2 separate regions of the Homo sapiens genome follow, and region 2 is linked to region 1. Evidence: chromatin loops called from intact Hi-C (ENCODE). Cell type or tissue: transverse colon. All regions are shown on one strand.

Evidence for each region. Hi-C counts contacts between places; a loop is a spot of excess contacts. Peaks named below come from ENCODE experiments on the same cell type or tissue, not always from the same donor. Only the 100,000 strongest peaks of a DNase experiment are listed, where the experiment ranks them.
Region 2: a loop joins it to region 1, with 5 times the contacts of the local background. A loop is called at or near these places in 2 of 110 quality-filtered maps.

What each region holds. Positions count from the first base shown.
Region 1 is chr9:135,551,250-135,559,249 of GRCh38, forward strand. LOC107987040 (a long non-coding RNA gene) reads left to right here and starts at 2,421. Exons shown (of 3, transcript XR_001746586.1): 1 at 2,421-2,702; 2 at 4,950-5,030; 3 at 7,915-8,000. In transverse colon, no CTCF peak of the experiment used is centred here; no DNase peak of the experiment used is centred here.
Region 2 is chr9:135,040,078-135,048,077 of GRCh38, forward strand. No RefSeq gene overlaps it. Among named protein-coding and RNA genes, the nearest start is that of OLFM1, 44 kb to the right of the region's middle. In transverse colon, no CTCF peak of the experiment used is centred here; no DNase peak of the experiment used is centred here; H3K27me3 peaks cover 177 bases.

The DNA of each region.
Region 1 (8,000 bases):
GCCCCAGCTGTTCGTCTGATCATCTGCCGGCCGGGTGACACTGCCTCCCTCCCTGCATTCTGCCAGCCCAGGAGGAAGTGAGGCCTGTGGGCCCTGGTGGCTCCTGAATGAAACTGAAGGCCTGCGTTCATTTTGCTCCCACAGTAGTGACTGGATCTCTCCTTCTACCACGTGCAATCGTGCAAGTCCCTCTGCTGCAGGGACAATGGAGGTGGGACTTTCCTGGGGCAGCTCAGGATGGGGGATAAATGGGTGGTGGAGAGGCCGGAGGAGCAGAGCAGAAGTGGGGTCCCCGGCCATGCGGCCACCCCTGCTGACCGGAGAGCTGAGCCTGATCCTGGTGCTGCAAGCCCAGAGGCCAGGCTGGTTCCCACCGCCCCCACGAGGTGAGGGCCTTGGGCAGGGCAGGGCAGGGAGGGATGCACGTTTCCGAGGTTGGGCGCCTGGACAGACTTAGAGTCTCAATGCTGTTGGGAGCCCCAGGGGGACCTCGGCCAGAGCCCACCTCTCGTGTCTTTGCTGACTTCCGCCCGACAGAGAAGGGGGTACCACTGGCTGCCTGGGCAGCTTAGGGAGGTGGGTGGAGTATCTCTGGGATGAGGTCCTGCCCAACCCACCCTGCCCGAGACACCGAGACACCTTTCCTCACCTGCCGGGCTGTGGGTTTTGAAGAAGCTGATCTCCTTCAAGCTTCTCCCGTGTGTCAGAATTCCACTTGGAATTTTTCACTTTGCGATGAAGGGCTACATTAAAACCACGTGTTTGCCAGTAATGTCAGACTTTCAAGAGCTCATGGTTTGCTTTTTGACGAAATGTAAACCCCTGGAAAGGGTCAGGCCCGGGCCCAGCATCGACAGTAAAAGGGCCCAGCTGAGGCTTCCCTTAGCTTTGTGTCCTCATCCCGGACACGAAAATGACCTGGCCCCAAATATGTGCCCAGGGTCGAGGCTGGTGGTCCAGGCACCTCCGGCTCCCTGTAGTGATACGTCCAGCTCCGGAACTACTCCATCCTGCCCCAGAGCACCTGCCCCTCCCCACCCACTGTGACCCCACGTCCTTCCCCGTCAGGGCTGGTCATGCTCTGGTCCACCTAGGCCTGAAGACAGAGCTCCCCTCTGCCCTTTCCTCACCAATCCCTGGTCGGCATCCTCCCCCTTCCCCCACACAAGGGCTCTGGGGCCTGCCAGTCCCAGGTGGCACCCACAGCCCTGAGGCCCTGGGCCCCCCTCCCCCGACCCTGGACACAGGAGATGAATGAAGTCAAGTGGTGTGGATCCTCGGGGGGGCCAGGAACGAGGTGGGAGCTGGCCCAGAGGCTGGGGCTGAGCTGTTTGTGTTCAGGACCTCCTGATTGTCTTGGGAAGGGGCAGTGCTGGTCACTTGCGGGCTGGTCACCCCCCAGCAGCCAGGACTGAGTCATCAGACGAGGCAGCACTCCGGCAAGGGCAGGTCGCCCACCCTTGACGGGTCAGCGCCTAAGCTCTGTCCACTCCTGCCCGGCCATCCTCCTATGTCAACCCCCCAACATAAAGGCTTGACCTGGTCCTTCAGGCCTCACAGGGCGGGCACCCCCGGCAGCCCCTGGCCAGGCTCCTCTTCTGCTGATGGACGCAGGGCCATCTTGGGACAGGTTCTCCTGCCTCCCCTGAAGCATCTCTGGCCCCTCATGCTGACACTAAGGAGACCAAACCAGACACTGTCACCACACCCACCCCACGCCTCTGCCTCCCACTCCGCCTCCCGGACCCGCCCCCATGCCTCTGCCTCCCACTCCGCCTCCCGGACCCGCCCCCACGCCTCTGCCTCCCACTCTGCCTCCTGGCCCCGCCCCCACGCCTCTGCCCACCCCCCAGCAGCCTCCTGACCCCGCCCCCCTTTTCCTGGCCCACCCCCGAGCCCCTCAGCCCTGTTCCTGGATGGTTCCCGCCCACCCACCAGCTTTTAGGAAACTCGCACATAAAGTGTTGGGCAGGAAACATGCCAATCCCTGCGGAGACGTGGACCCGCCCACTGCCTCCCTTCACGTTTGTCACAAACCATCTCAAAAAGGTGGCATTCCGGATGCTCCTCAGCTTGTGCCCCCAGCCCAGCTCCCTTCCCAGCTCCCTCTGCGTCTTTTCCACCCCAACCCTCTCTCCCATCTGGTCTCTGAGCTCAGCCTCACTCACTCGGTGCTGAAAATGACCTCTTCCAATGTTATTTCAGCAACATGGCAGCTTCCGGGCCTCTCCCAGACAACCTCACTCCCGAGGGTCCTGGTCCCAACAGGGATATCCAGGTGAGTCCAAGCGTACAAGCTGCTCCCATCGGCTGAGCTCTGTGCTAGGCACTGTGACACCAGCTTTTCATGCCTATATCGCCTACTCCTGGAAGAACCCAGTGGCGTGGGCACTGTCCTCATTTCTATGCAGAAACAGAGCCTTGGGATTAAGGATTTTGCTCGCGGTTGCACAGTCACGAAGTGGACCAGGCCGGGGCAAGGGCAGATCCAGGCAGGAGGAGCTTCAGCAGTGGAAGAATTTGCAGACCTGGGACACCACCTTGCCAGGGTGCTCCGGGGGAACAGGGGACCTCAAGCTTAAGCTCACAGCTGCGTGGGAAATCTGGCAAAGGAAGGGCACCAGGCCAGCCTGAGAGAGGAGAGAGGGGCCGTCGGAGAAAAAGAGAGCCCTTTCTCTCTTCGCTGCTGGGACTCTGTGTAGGTCAGACCCTTTGAGGTTGTCTCATGGGTCCCTGACCCCCGTCCCTTTTGGCCCTTTTCTTGTGGCTTCCTTGTGGATGGGTCTGCTACTGGGCCCCAAGCCCACCCCGCTTCCCTTGCTCCATCTGCTGTGAACCCAGGGTGTACTCATCACGTCAAATTCCATATTTTCCATCTCTAGGATTTCCATCTGGTTCTTTATTCCCCTTTAATTTCTTAAAACTTCACTGAGGTGAAATTCACAGTGTGTCAAATAACTGTTTTGAAGTGTACAATTGTGTAGCAATGAGGCCACACACCCTTGTGCGTATCCATGGCCCCTGCCTAGTTCCAAAACGTTCCCGTCGCCCCCAAAGGAAGCTCCGTCTCCAGCAGCATTCAACCCCCACTTTCTGTCTCTAAGGATTTACCTATTCTGGACCTTTCCTATCAATGGAATCATACAACATGTGACGTTTTGTGACTGGCTCCTTTCACTTAGCATGTTTTCAAGGTTCTTCTGTGCTGTAACATGGACCAGTACCCTGTTCCTTTTTATAGCTGAATAATATTCTACCATATGAATAAACACTATGCTTTTTTTGTTTTTCTTTTGAGATGGAGTCTTGCTCTGCCACCCAGGCTGGAGTGCAGTGGCAAAATCTTGGCTCACTGCAACCTCCACCTTCCAGGCTCAAGCAATTCTTGTGCCTCAGCCTCCCTAGTAGCTGGGATTACAGGTGCACACCAACATGATGCCAGGCTAATTTTTGTATTTTTAGTAGAGATGGGGTTTCACTATGTTGGCCAGACTGGTCTCAAACTCCTGACCTCAGGTGATCCACCCGCCTCAGCCTCCCAAAGTGCTGGGATTATAGGCATGAGCCACCTCGCCCAGCCAACCCCATGCTTTTCGTCCACTCATTGTTTGATAGACACTTGAGTTGTTTACATCTTTTGGTTCTTCTGAACAGTGCAGCCACAAATATGCACACACACAAATATTTGTTTGAATTCCTGTTTTCAATTCAAGCAAAGTTTCTGGGTCATGGGATAATGATGTGTTTAACTTTCTAAGAAGCTGCCAATTGTTTTCCACAGTGGAAGCACCGTTTTCCTTCCTGGGTCTTTTCCATGCCTTGCACTCTGCTTCTCCTTGAGCTCTTGCCTTTCAGTACCCTCTTGAGCACATAGAGATATTGCTAATGGGTCTTTAACACCCTGATCTGCTAAGTCCACCATCACTGTCATTTCTGGATCTGTTTCTATCACTCGATTTTTCTCCTGGTTATGTCTCATATATTCTTGCTTCATTGCCTGCCTGGTAATTGTTAACTGGATGTCATATTTACTTTGTGGATTTCACGTTGTTGGTTTCTTGACGTGGCAGCTGGCCTCCAGGATGGCTTCCGTTGTGTGATGCCTTCCATTGAGTGTGGGCTGGACCTGGTGACCCACTTCTAATAGATATGACAAGGAGGAAGGGATGGCGCATGAGTCAGACACAGAGTGTGACATCAGCCCCACTGGTCCTCATACTGGTTATGGTGGGGAACCATGTCACAAGCAGCCCCAGGAAGAGGCTCATGTGGCAGGAGCCTGAAGTTCCCACCAGCCATTGTGGCCCACCAGTTCCAAGACATTCTCCAGAGCCCAAAGTCCCAGCCCAGAACATGACCACAGCCTCATTGCAAACCCTGAGCCAGAACCACCCAGCTGGGCCACTCCCCACCTCCTGACCCTCAGAAATCATTGTTTGAAGCTGCTCTGTTTGGAGACAATTTCTTATGCAGCAAGAAATAACACACTCCATTTTGTTTTTCGTTAAATAATGTTAGACTCCGTGTGGCTACAGTTAAATTATTTTTAACGTGTTGGATCTTCCCAATACTTGCTTTTAATTGTATTCGAATGGGTTCAGAACAGCCCTTGCTAACCCCGCTACCAATTCAGTCTCTTTTTGAGAATTCTGCCCGCTGCCTCGTGTATTCTGAAGGCTTTCTTCTCGGCTGTGTGAGTTCTAAGAGTCACTCCATTGACCATTTCCGAGGTTTCCTTCCTGCCCCTCTGTGTGTCTCCTGAGCGCTCCGTGTAGCCCTTTCTCTCCGAAGCTTTGCCCAGCAAATTCGAGTCCCTCCGCCTCCCCACACTCTAACACTCTTCTCCTCAGCGTGTGTGGGGTGGCGCCCTGGGATCTGTTTGGGTTCGTTTGCCCTGAGCCAGGCCTTGCTGGGGTCACAGAGCTCAGCACTCGTGTTGTGTCTTTCAGGGATCATGATCCTTCGCGGCCTGTTGTCAAATATCCAGAAAGCACTGCTTCCGAAATCTCCTGGATTTCTAGTTGTTTAAGGTGAGCAAATACGATACCTGCTATTGTATGTTAGCCAGGAGGGGAAGTTTGAGTTGTGTTGTTATTTTTTAGCTTTTGTTTTGAAATAACTATAGATTCATGGGAAGCTGCAAAAATAGTACAGAGGGGTCCTGCTGTGCATAGCTACAGTCAGACCTCACATAACTACTGTGTGAAGATTTACATAACCATACATCGTGCAGAACCAGGTCTTATTCGTATTTCACCAGTTTTCTATTCATTTGTGTGTGTGTGTGTGTGTGTGTGTGTGTGTGTGGTTCTATGCAATTTTTTACATGTGTAGATGTGTGTAACCACTGCGGCAATCAACATATAGAATGGTACATCCCCACAGAGATCTCTTGTTCTACCCCTTTACAGACACACCCATTCCCCAGGCCCAGCCCTTGGCTACCACGAATAAGCTTTCCATTTCTTTTTTCTTTTTCTTTCTTTTTTTTTGAGACTGAGTCTGGCTCTGTCTCCCGGGCTGGAATGCAGTGGCGTGATCTTGACTCACTGCAAGCTCCGCCTTCCGGGGTTCACGCCATTCTCCTGCCTCAGCCTCCCGAGTAGCTGGGACTACAGGCGCCTGCCACCACGCCCGGCTAATTTTTTCTACTTTTTAGTAGAGACGGGGTTTCACCGTGTTAGCCAGGATGGTCTCAATCTCCTGACCTCGTGATCCGCCCGCCTTGGCCTCCGAAAGTGCTGGGATTACAGGCGTGAGCCACCGCGCCCGGCCTCAGCTTTCAATTTCTATAATGTCATTTCGAGAATATTGTATAAACAAAGTCATAGAGTATGCGACCTTTTGGGGTTGGCCTTTTTCACTCAGCGTAGTTCCCTTGAACGCCCTCCTGCTGCTGTGGGTATCAGCAGTTCACCTCGTTTTATGGCTGAGTCTCCCATAAGGCAGATGTACTCGTCTGTCTAACCATTCATTCACGGATGGAGTTTTCCAGTTATTAGCTATTACAGGCAAAGCTGCTGTGGACAATTGTGTACCGGGTTTTCTGTGTCCATTTATCCCATTTCTCGGGATAAATGCCCAGGAGTAAAACTGCCAGGCTGTATAGTAAGCATATGCTTATTATTTTTGTGTTGTTTTGTTGTTTTTTTACACGGAGTCTTGCTCTGTCACCCAGGCTGGAGTGCAGTGGCGCAATCTCGGCTCACTGAAGCCTCCACCTCCCAGGTTCAAGCGATTCTCCTGCCTCAGCCTCCTGAGTAGCTGGGACTACAGGTGCACACCACCACACTCAGCTAATTTTTTGTATTTTTAGTAGAGATGGGGTTTTACCATGTTGGCCAGACTGGTCTCGAACTCCTGACCTCAGGTGATCCATCCCCCTCTGGCCTCCCAAAGTTGGGATTACAGGCGTGAGCCACCACTCCTGGACCAGCATATGCTTAGTTTTAAAAGAAACTTCCAGCTGGGCGTGGTGGCTCACACCTGTAATCTCAGCACTTTAGGAGGCCAAGGTGGGAGGATCTCTTGAGCCCAGGAGTTCAAGACCAGTCTGGCCAACATAGTGAGACCCAGTCTCTATTATTTAAGCTTAAAATTTTTTAAATAAAAAACAAAAGCAACTTCCAATTTCCAGCATGGCTGAACCATTTTAGAGCCACTCAAAGTATGCATTTCTCAACATTTTGAGAGATTCAGTTTGTCTCCATCCCCACTAATATTTGGTTTGGTCCCTACTTTTCATTGTAGCTGTCCTAATAGGTCCCTACTTTTCATTGTAGCTGTCCTAATAGGTCCCTACTTTTCATTGTAGCTGTCCTAATAGGTCCCTACTTTTCATTGTAGCTGTCCTAATAGCTGGGCTGTGATAGCTCACTGTGGCCTTAATTGGTGCTCCTTGATAGTCAATGACATTGAGCATCTTTTTAGGTGCTTATTTGCCACCCATAGATCTTCTCTGGGGAGATGTTCCTTCATGGTTTTTGCCCATTTTCTAGGTGGATTTTATTTTTGCTGTTGAATTTTCAAAGTTCTCTATATCTTCCAGACACCAGTCCTTTGTTGGATATGAAACTTTCAAATGTTTTCTCCAAGTTTGTAGCTTGCCTCTTCATCCTCTTTTTTTTTTTCTCTCTCTCTCTCTCTTTGTTTTTTGAGACGGAGTCTCACTCTGTCACCCAGGCTGGAGTGCAGTGGCGTGATCTTGGCTCACTACAACCTCTGCCTCCTGGGTTCAAGTGACTCTCCTGCCTCAGCCTCCTGAGTAGCTGGGATTACAGGCATGTGCCACCAGGCCTGGCTAATTTTGTATTTTTAGTAGAGATGGTGTTTCACCATGTTGGCCATAGGTGGTCTCGAACTCCTGACCTCAGGTGATCCGCCCACCTCGGACTCCCAGAGTGCTGGGATTACAGGTGTGACCCATCACGCCCGGCCCCGTTCATCCTCTTAACAAGGTCTTTCTGGAGCAAGAGTTTCAGATTTTGATGCAGTATGATTTACCAGTTTTTTTCTTTTGTGGATCTTGCATTTGGTGTCAAGTCTAAGAATTCTTTACCTAGCCCTACGTCCTGAAGATTTTCTCTCACGCTTTCTTCTAAAAGTTGTATAGTTTTATGTTTTACTTTTAAACTATGAGTTAATGCATATGTCAGGTGTGAGTTTTAGATGGAGGTTCTTCGTTTGCATGGGATCGATTGCACGTGATGAATTGCTCCAGCACCATTTGTTGCAAAGACTGTCCTTCTTTTAGAGGGACTCCCGCTTGCCAGGCCTCTGGTTTAATGAAACATGACCAGAGTGACTCCATCTTAACGTGAATAACTAGACACTCACAAGGCACCTATAAGGTTATATAACGAGGCTATGCTGCTCGATACTGACTACGACAATTTCCTGTTTCTCTGCCTACAGGACACCACCACCCCCATCCAGAGCATGATGTGCCAGTACCTGGGTGGGTCTCACAGCACATGAGCTCAACGTGGGTGAGAGGCAGC
Region 2 (8,000 bases), 510 kb before region 1:
TACCTGGGACAGAAGCTGAGCCCACAGCTCACAGAGGCAGCTCCTCCACGTCGCTCCCCCAGAGGGAAGATCATTGCCAGAATCCAGCAGGGGATGCTTCTGACCTGGCATCTTTTCCACAGGCGTCCAGTTCTGAGATCTGGAAGCCAAACTGACCTTATGTTTGGAAAGGTGAGTTCAAGCCCTCAGTGCAGCACCCTCCTGCATCCTTTGACTGGATTCCCATAAAAAATCCAATCGAAATAAGGATGAGAGTTCCCCACACTATGCAAAGACCCCAGGATTTGTGGATGCCATTTGTTCAGGTTACATGCCTATTCAACCATCACCCAACATCTCACCTGGCACCTGCTTCGTATGGGAAGTCTGCCAGGAAGTACAGCCCAGCGGTGATCAGGAGACCAGTAGTGAGCAGGAGCCCAGCAGTGAGCAGGAGCGACCAGGTGCATGCAGTGGTGGTTAGCATTATTTCTTTAAAGATGAAAAGCTTAAGAAGTTATTTCCTTTCATTCATGGTGCAGAATTTCATTTTAAGTATGATTAAAAAATCAAAAAAGGAAATATGAATGTGCATAAATTTAAAATTCTGTGGCATATACCAACAAACAAGGTTATAAAAAGAGGACAAACCAAAAAATATTTTCATTACATAAAACCGAAGAAGTCAACATTAATTATTTATAACAAATTCCTTCAGAAAATCTGCCTGCGCTGTGGAGCCCCAGAAGCATGTGGACACCTTTTATCTAGCCCACACAGCACTGAGTAAAATAATGCATTCAGGACCCCGCATTCCCGATGCAATGTAGGGGGAGAAACCGGAGCTGGAGTCCCGCGGCTCTCTCCTCCTTCATCCCTCTCTTCCCTTCCCACCTTCTCTGGGAAGTCTCCCCTGTCTCTCAGCTCAAGAATCTCCAGGATGGCGGAGCCTGCATAGCACATACGAAAATCACATGGAATCCTCCTCTATCTTCCTGTTCCGTGTTTGTCTTCCAGGGACCTCCTCAAAGCCACAGACCCTGTTCCCTTTTCAGGATCGGGTACACAATACATTGTGCAATGAAAGATTGATGGATTAAGATGCCTCACGTACGAGATTTTTTTTTTTAAAAGATGCTTGTTGTTTTGAAAAAAAAATGCGTGCGTGCGTGCGTGCGTGCGTGCGTGTGTGTGTGTGTGTGACTTGAGGCAAGTTAAGGAGTGTGTGGGGAGAAACACTGATATGGAAGGGTGTTCACTGCCCATGCAGGGGTGGAGAGGAGGGCCTAGTGCCTTTGGCACAAGCATGCTTATCTTCAATGCATCCTTTATTTTGGCACAAGAAGATGCTCCAGGTTCAACTTGGATACTTCTTGGTCCCAAACTGGACCAGTCATTTCTCCAAAGAACCCTGGGTCCTTATGGTGGGGAAATGGTATTTAGAGACCATAGTCTCTGTGCTGAGAATGTTCATTGTTACTGAATTTGTCATCGTTTCTTGGCCTTTTTGGTGAACAGAAGTAATACACACACACTATGGAAAGTACACCATAACATCATTGTAATATTTACCATGCCAATGTAGGATTACTGGCTTCTATGTGGTTTATTCCATTTTATATCTGTGTCTTTTTTCTCTTACATGCATCATCTTTATACATAATTGCTATGTCTCACTACCTGTGTACACTCCACCCACACGTCCGTAGTATTTTCAGAACAACAAGGCCGACAACAATACCATGACTACTAGCACAGTTGCCAAAACCAGTGTAAGATCACTTAGCCTCTCTCCAGCAGTGGGATCTATAGGATATAATCTCACGAGCTCTACATGGCGTTTTAAAGTTACCTGCAGTAATTCACAAGAAGGCAGGTGCAGAAAAAGCCAGCATTCCTCCTTCCCTTCCACTCTTTTTCCTCTCACCGCAGATAACTATTCCACAGGATTTCAAAACTTACTCTCCCACATTTTAAAATGCAAGTGATTACATATGTGTGGGTGCATATTTGCATACAATTATATCCACAGCCCCCTTTCTTAGATGAAGCTGGCCTGCTCTGCACACCGTTTTCCGTCTTTCCTTTTCCACCTACGATATGCCTCCGTTACCCTGCTGGGATGGGATGTAGATGTTGTCTTTACTTGTTTTTACTGCTGCACAGAACAGCCCAGGATGTTCCATAATTTATTCACCTGTCAGCTAAGAATAGACACAGAAGTGGCTTCCAATCTTGTTATTACAAGGTGTTCAGGATACAGTCTTGTGCCTCCATTTTATCTTCACTAGAGATTGCCAAATTTTCTCTGGCAGAGACTATCTTCTTTTGCATTCTGTGTTAGTTCCCTAGGGCTTTCATAACAGAGGACCACAGCCTGGGCGGCTGAAACCACACGAAATGTATTGTTTTACAGAGGTCAGAGGTCCAAGATCAAGGTCTGGCAAGGGCCGTGCTCTACAAGCTCAGGAGCTTGTAGGGAAATTCCTTCCTTGCTCCTTCCAACGTCTGGTGTTGGTGGGCGACCCCCAGCATTCCTTGGCTTATAGATCCATCGCTCCAGTCCCTGCCTCCATTGTCCCATGGCCATCTTCTCCCTGTGTGTCTCTTATAAGAAAGTCGCACTGGCTTGGAGCCCACCTCCTAATGAGCTCATCCTAACTTGCTTACATCTGCAAAGGCCCTGTTTCCAAATAGGGTCACAGGTACCAAGAGCTAGTGTAACTGGAAAAGGGGTCTCCATCCAGTCTCTAAGAGAGGATCCTTGGCTCATGTGCAGGAGGAAACGCAAGCCTAGTCGCAGAGTGTAGTGAGAAGAGAGTTTATTGAAAGCTGCTCCTTTACAGAGTGGGGGCGTCTGTCCACAGAAAGCAAGCCAAGGAATACACCGCCTGTGTTTTCAGTTTTTCTTATATAGGGGTCTTATCTTTGTAAACACTAGGGCCAGGCACGGTGGCTCATGCCTATAATCCCAACACTTTTGGAGGCTGAGGTGGGCGGATCACCTGAGGTCAGGAGTTTGAGACCAGGCTGGCCAACATGGCAAAACCCCGTCTCTACTAAAAATACAAAAATTAGACAGGCATGGTGGTGCATGCCTGTAACCCCAGCTACTCAGAGGCTGAGACAGGAGAATCGCTTGAATTGGGAGGCAGAGGTTGCAGTGAGCCAAGATCATGCCACTGCACTCCAGCCTGGGCAACAGAGCTAGACTCCATCTCAAAAAAAAGAAAGACTAAATTAAGCTGTGCCTATGTGCGGGTGGGCTGATAACATGATAACGTTTATTACTTTATTGATTTAAAGAAAGCTATCCCCGACCTTCCAGCGTGTGAGTGCACCAAAGCGTAACTTGAATTATTGCGAACGAATATATGGCTAAGGGCATTGGGACCTGTGGACTTTCTGTTGTAGGAGCAGGTCCTCGCAGGCATCTTTAGGCCACTTCCGCAACCGCAAACATCTCAGGACCATGGGTCGTGACTGGCAAGGAATGTGCCTTGCTAGTGTCAAGATGGAGCCAAACTTAAAATGACATCACTCTGGCTCTGCCAGGCTCCTGTTCCCCTAACATTAGCATTCCACGTATTTCTGTTTGGAGGGGACACAGTAGCTCATAACACATTCCTATCAACAAAGCCTGAGGACTCCCATGTCCCCCACAGCCTCGCCAACAGTGTAGGTGGGTCAATCTGATAAATGAGAAATGGTTTCTCCGTGTTTTTTTTTTTTTTTTTTTTTTATGAGGCGGAGTTGAGTTGTTGTTGTCCAGGCTGGAGAGCAATGGTGTGGTCTCAGCTCACTGCAACCTCCGCCTCCCGCGTTCAAGTGATTCTCTGCCTCAGACTCCTGAGTAGCTGGGATTACAGGTGCGCACCTCAACACCTAAGTTTTTTATATTTTTAGTACAGATGGGGTTTCACCACGTTGGCCAGGCTAGTCTTGAACTCCTGACCTCAAGTGATCCACCCGCCTCGACCTCCCAAGGTGCTGGGATCACAGGCATGAGCCACCATGTCCGGCTAATTTTTGTATTTTTAATAGAGGTGGGGTTTCATCATGTTGGTCAGGCTGGTCTTGAACTCCTGACCTGAGGTGATCTACCCGCCTCGGCCTCGCAAAGTGCTGGGATTACAGGCGTGAGCCACTGCGCCTCCCTTGATCTTAATTTTCATCTCTGAGATCTGGAGTGTGGTTGAGCATCTTTTCACACGTTTAAGGTCCCTTTTCTTTTTCTGAACAACGCACAGTTTTCATGGAGTACCCACTGTGAGCCAGGGCTGTACAGTCAGCAGGCACATGATCACCAACAAAACAGATGGGAGTGTCTGCCTTCTTTAAGCTTGCATTCTATTGGAGGCGATAAACAAGAAACAAATAAGTGAAATGTATTATAAGCCGGAGGCATGAGTTTCTTGTTGCTGCTGTAAGAAATTCCCACCAGCGTGGTAGCTCAAAATAAAACCTGTTTCCTCTTGTCATCCTGGACGTCGGAAGTCTGGACTCAGCCTCACCGGGCTAAAGTCAAGGTACTGGCTGGGCTGCTTCCTTCTGGAGGCTCTGGGGGAAAATTCATTCTCTTGACTTTTTCAGCTGCTGGTGGCTGCCGGCTTGTCTTGGTTCGTAGGGGAGAGAAGGTCACAGCGGGCGGGGGCTGGGTAGAGAGGGCCTGTCGGACACTGTAGGAATTTTGGCCTTCTACCTGAGTGATGTGGGAAACCAGCAGAGGGGACCTGATATGACAGGTGCTTTTAAATCACACTCTTGGGCTAGGCACGGCGGCTCACGCCTGTAATCCCAGCACTATGGGAGGCCGAGGTGGGTGGATCACCTGAGGTCAGGAGTTCGAGACCAGCCTGGCCAACATGGCAAAACCCCGTCTCTACTAAAAATACAAAAAAATCAGCCAGGCATGGTGGTGGGCGCCTGTAATTCCAGCTACTCAGAAGGCTGAGGCGGGAGAATTGCTTGAAGCAGAGGTCACAGTGAGCAGAGGTCGCGCCATTGCACTCCAGCCTAGGCAACAAGAGCCAGACACGGTCTCAAAAAAAAAAAAAAAAATTACACTCTCACCACCGAGTTAGAAGAGAGAATAAAGGGTTAGGGAGGGCAGGAGGATGGTCCGAGTCCAGGAGGCTGTTGAAATGATTTGTGCAGGAGGAGCCAGTTGTACGGTGTGCAGGACCCAGTGAAAAATAAAAGGGTGAGGCCTCCAACAGCAGAGGATCAAGTCAGCGTGAGACCTGCTGCCCAGGTCTCAGGCCGGGAAGCCAGCCCTGCGGTGTGGGCCGCGGCGGGACAAAACGCATGGAACCATTGATAGTGGAAGGAAGCCCGCAGGGCCTGCTCATGGACTAGATGTAGAAAGAGGAGTGTCAGGGGCAGCACCAAAGCTTCAGCCTGAACACCTGGCCGGACAGAGCTAGCGCCGCTGGCACAGGCAGGCTGCAGGAGGATGGCCAGGAGGCAGAGCCCAGTGCAGAGACCAGCAGGCCCTGGTGTTCAGTCCCAAGACAGGACCAGGCGTTTCCGCAGAAGAGAAACAAGGCAGGACCTGGTGCCCTCGCTGGGGATGAGGGGAGCCAGTAAGGCCGAGGAGAGGGTGGTGGTAGAGCCAAGCGACATGTGTGCAGGGACCGGAGATGCCGTCACAGCAGTTCCAAATGCTGCCAGATGGAGCAAGACACCAGCGAAGGAAGTCATTGGATCACGGGAGGCGCTGGATGGAGAGGGTTGGTTGCGGGATGGAGGACGCGGACTGGGGACAGCAAGTCAGACAGTTCTTTGCAGCTGTTTGGGGGTAAAAAGGGCAGAGGAAACAGTGCAGGGTCCGGAGGGATGGGGCTGGGCAGTTTGGGCTTTGGTTTTCCATCGTTGCTTTTTGTCAGATGGGGATGGCAGCATGCTTCCGTGCCTGTGGGAGGATCCAGGCAATGTCAGTGGCGTGATGGGTGGGAGCAGGAACCGGTGGGCAGCAGAACTGGCCCGGGCGGGGTGTGGGTCTGGGGAGGCCAGCTAATGGCTGGGGGCAGGCACTTTTCTGGCTGGCGCTTTCCTGGCTGTGCTGTGGGCCACGGGCACAGGCACCATTCAGCATCTGTCAGCTGCCATCGAGAGCCATTGCCATGAGCTGAATGACCTGCCTGTGTAAACGAGGTCACTTACGAGGTTCTGCTCATCCTGGCGGTCCCCAGGCTGCTGTGGGGCTGGGGCTCTCTCCTGCAGCATCCCTGGTGGACCCTGGGTGGGGGCAGGGTGGGGATGAGGAACAATCGCAGCTGCTTCTTAGCTGTGCCCCACCCAGCTGTGTGCTGAGCATGAGAAAGAGGTGTCTGCATGTGAGACCTGTGCATTTACCTTCCCGCACATAAAAGGGAGGGAGCACGGGCTCAAAGCCATTAGCAAACACATTGTTGGCCACAGCTAACCAGTGAAATCTGAGTGGAAGGCCCACTTAGCAAACCAGGTGCATGGTGGGCCACTCCGGGAGCTCACTCAGGCTCTGAACCCTCTGGGGAGGAGCATTCCCAGAGCTATGGGCTCTAAGTGGTCCAGTCTGCTGACCACATCCTGCTCATGGGCAAGCATCTCTGCCCGGGCTGCCTCCCATGGGACCAAGCGGCACTCTCCTACCCACTCCTTAAAGTCCAAAACCTCACTATGGGCCTTTCCAAAAGCCCATGTTGTCCCTGGACCACTGGGCATAGAGCAGATTTCCAGGTTACTTGAGGGCCTGGAATGTGGGGCAGGCAGGGGTGGAGGACAAGGGAATTGCACCACATCTAGAAGACAGAAGCCCAACATCCCAACAGACCCTTCAATGGCCAGCACTCTCTCTGTGCCCAGTACGGCACCGTGGAAAGTCTTTGCTGTCCAGTGCTTGGTGTCTGAGCACTGGCCCAGGTGGGGGCAGCCTGAGGATGCAAGGGCCTGAGCTGTCTTCCAGAATGGGGAGTATCTTAGCCGCTGACATCCTCTTCACACCCCAGAAGGCTGATCCTGGGCAGCACTGGGGCCTGGGGGAACCTCCTACCTTCTCCCCAACCATGGTGTCCCTGCTCAGATCGGGATGCCGGGCCCGGCCCCAGCAAGGAGGGCACACACAGTCACTGGGGGGCACAGGCCTGGACCCACCAGGCATGAAGCCTGTCCTAGACCTCCAGGGATTAGAGCAGGCTGGCGCTGGCGAATGCAACGGCAGACAGACCCCCGTGGGGAGCAGCACCCCAGGGTGGCCCCGCATGCTTGGGAGTTCACACAGCAAAGCGGGAAGTCTGTGGCTTTCTCAGTGGCTTGGGGCACCCTGGCTGGCCTTGTGGGGGAGTGTCTTCCTATCTTGCTCCCTACACCAAAATACATTCATGAGAGTAAAGACATATCAAAAAAAAAAAAAAAAAGCAAAATAACCATGTAACCTTACTAGAATATGAGCTTTTTTTTGGTAATGATCTTAAAGTACAGCGGTCTTAAAACCAAGAACCAATAAAAAGAAAGATGGAAAAATATCCTGTCATAAAAATTAAAACTTCTTACATGACAGACAAAGCCAAAAGCCAATAGCAAACTAAGAATAACGCACTTTCAACATATGACAAAATGTTAATTTCCTTAATATTTAAATCCTCTCACAAACACATTTGCAAAGGACCAAGAACCCAGTAGAAACCACAGGCAAAGCGCATGCGTGAAGACTTAGCAGGAAAAGGAATGCAAAGGGCGATTCGATGCCAGGAGAAAAAAATAATTATTATGACAGAAATATAAATTTGCAATACTATGTGGTGGTTAAACATGCTCATAAAATGTTATGGGAAATGTTGATTTGAGTCTTTAGAATATGATTCAATAATATCTATTAGCAATAAAAATGAATATAACTTTTGTTTGACCACTTTTTTTTTTTTTTTTGAGACAGGGTCTCCCTCTATTGCCCAGGCTGGAGTACAGTGGCACGATCACAGCTCACTGCAGCCTTGACCTCCCAGGCTCAGGGGATCCTCCTACCTCAGCCTCCTGAGTAG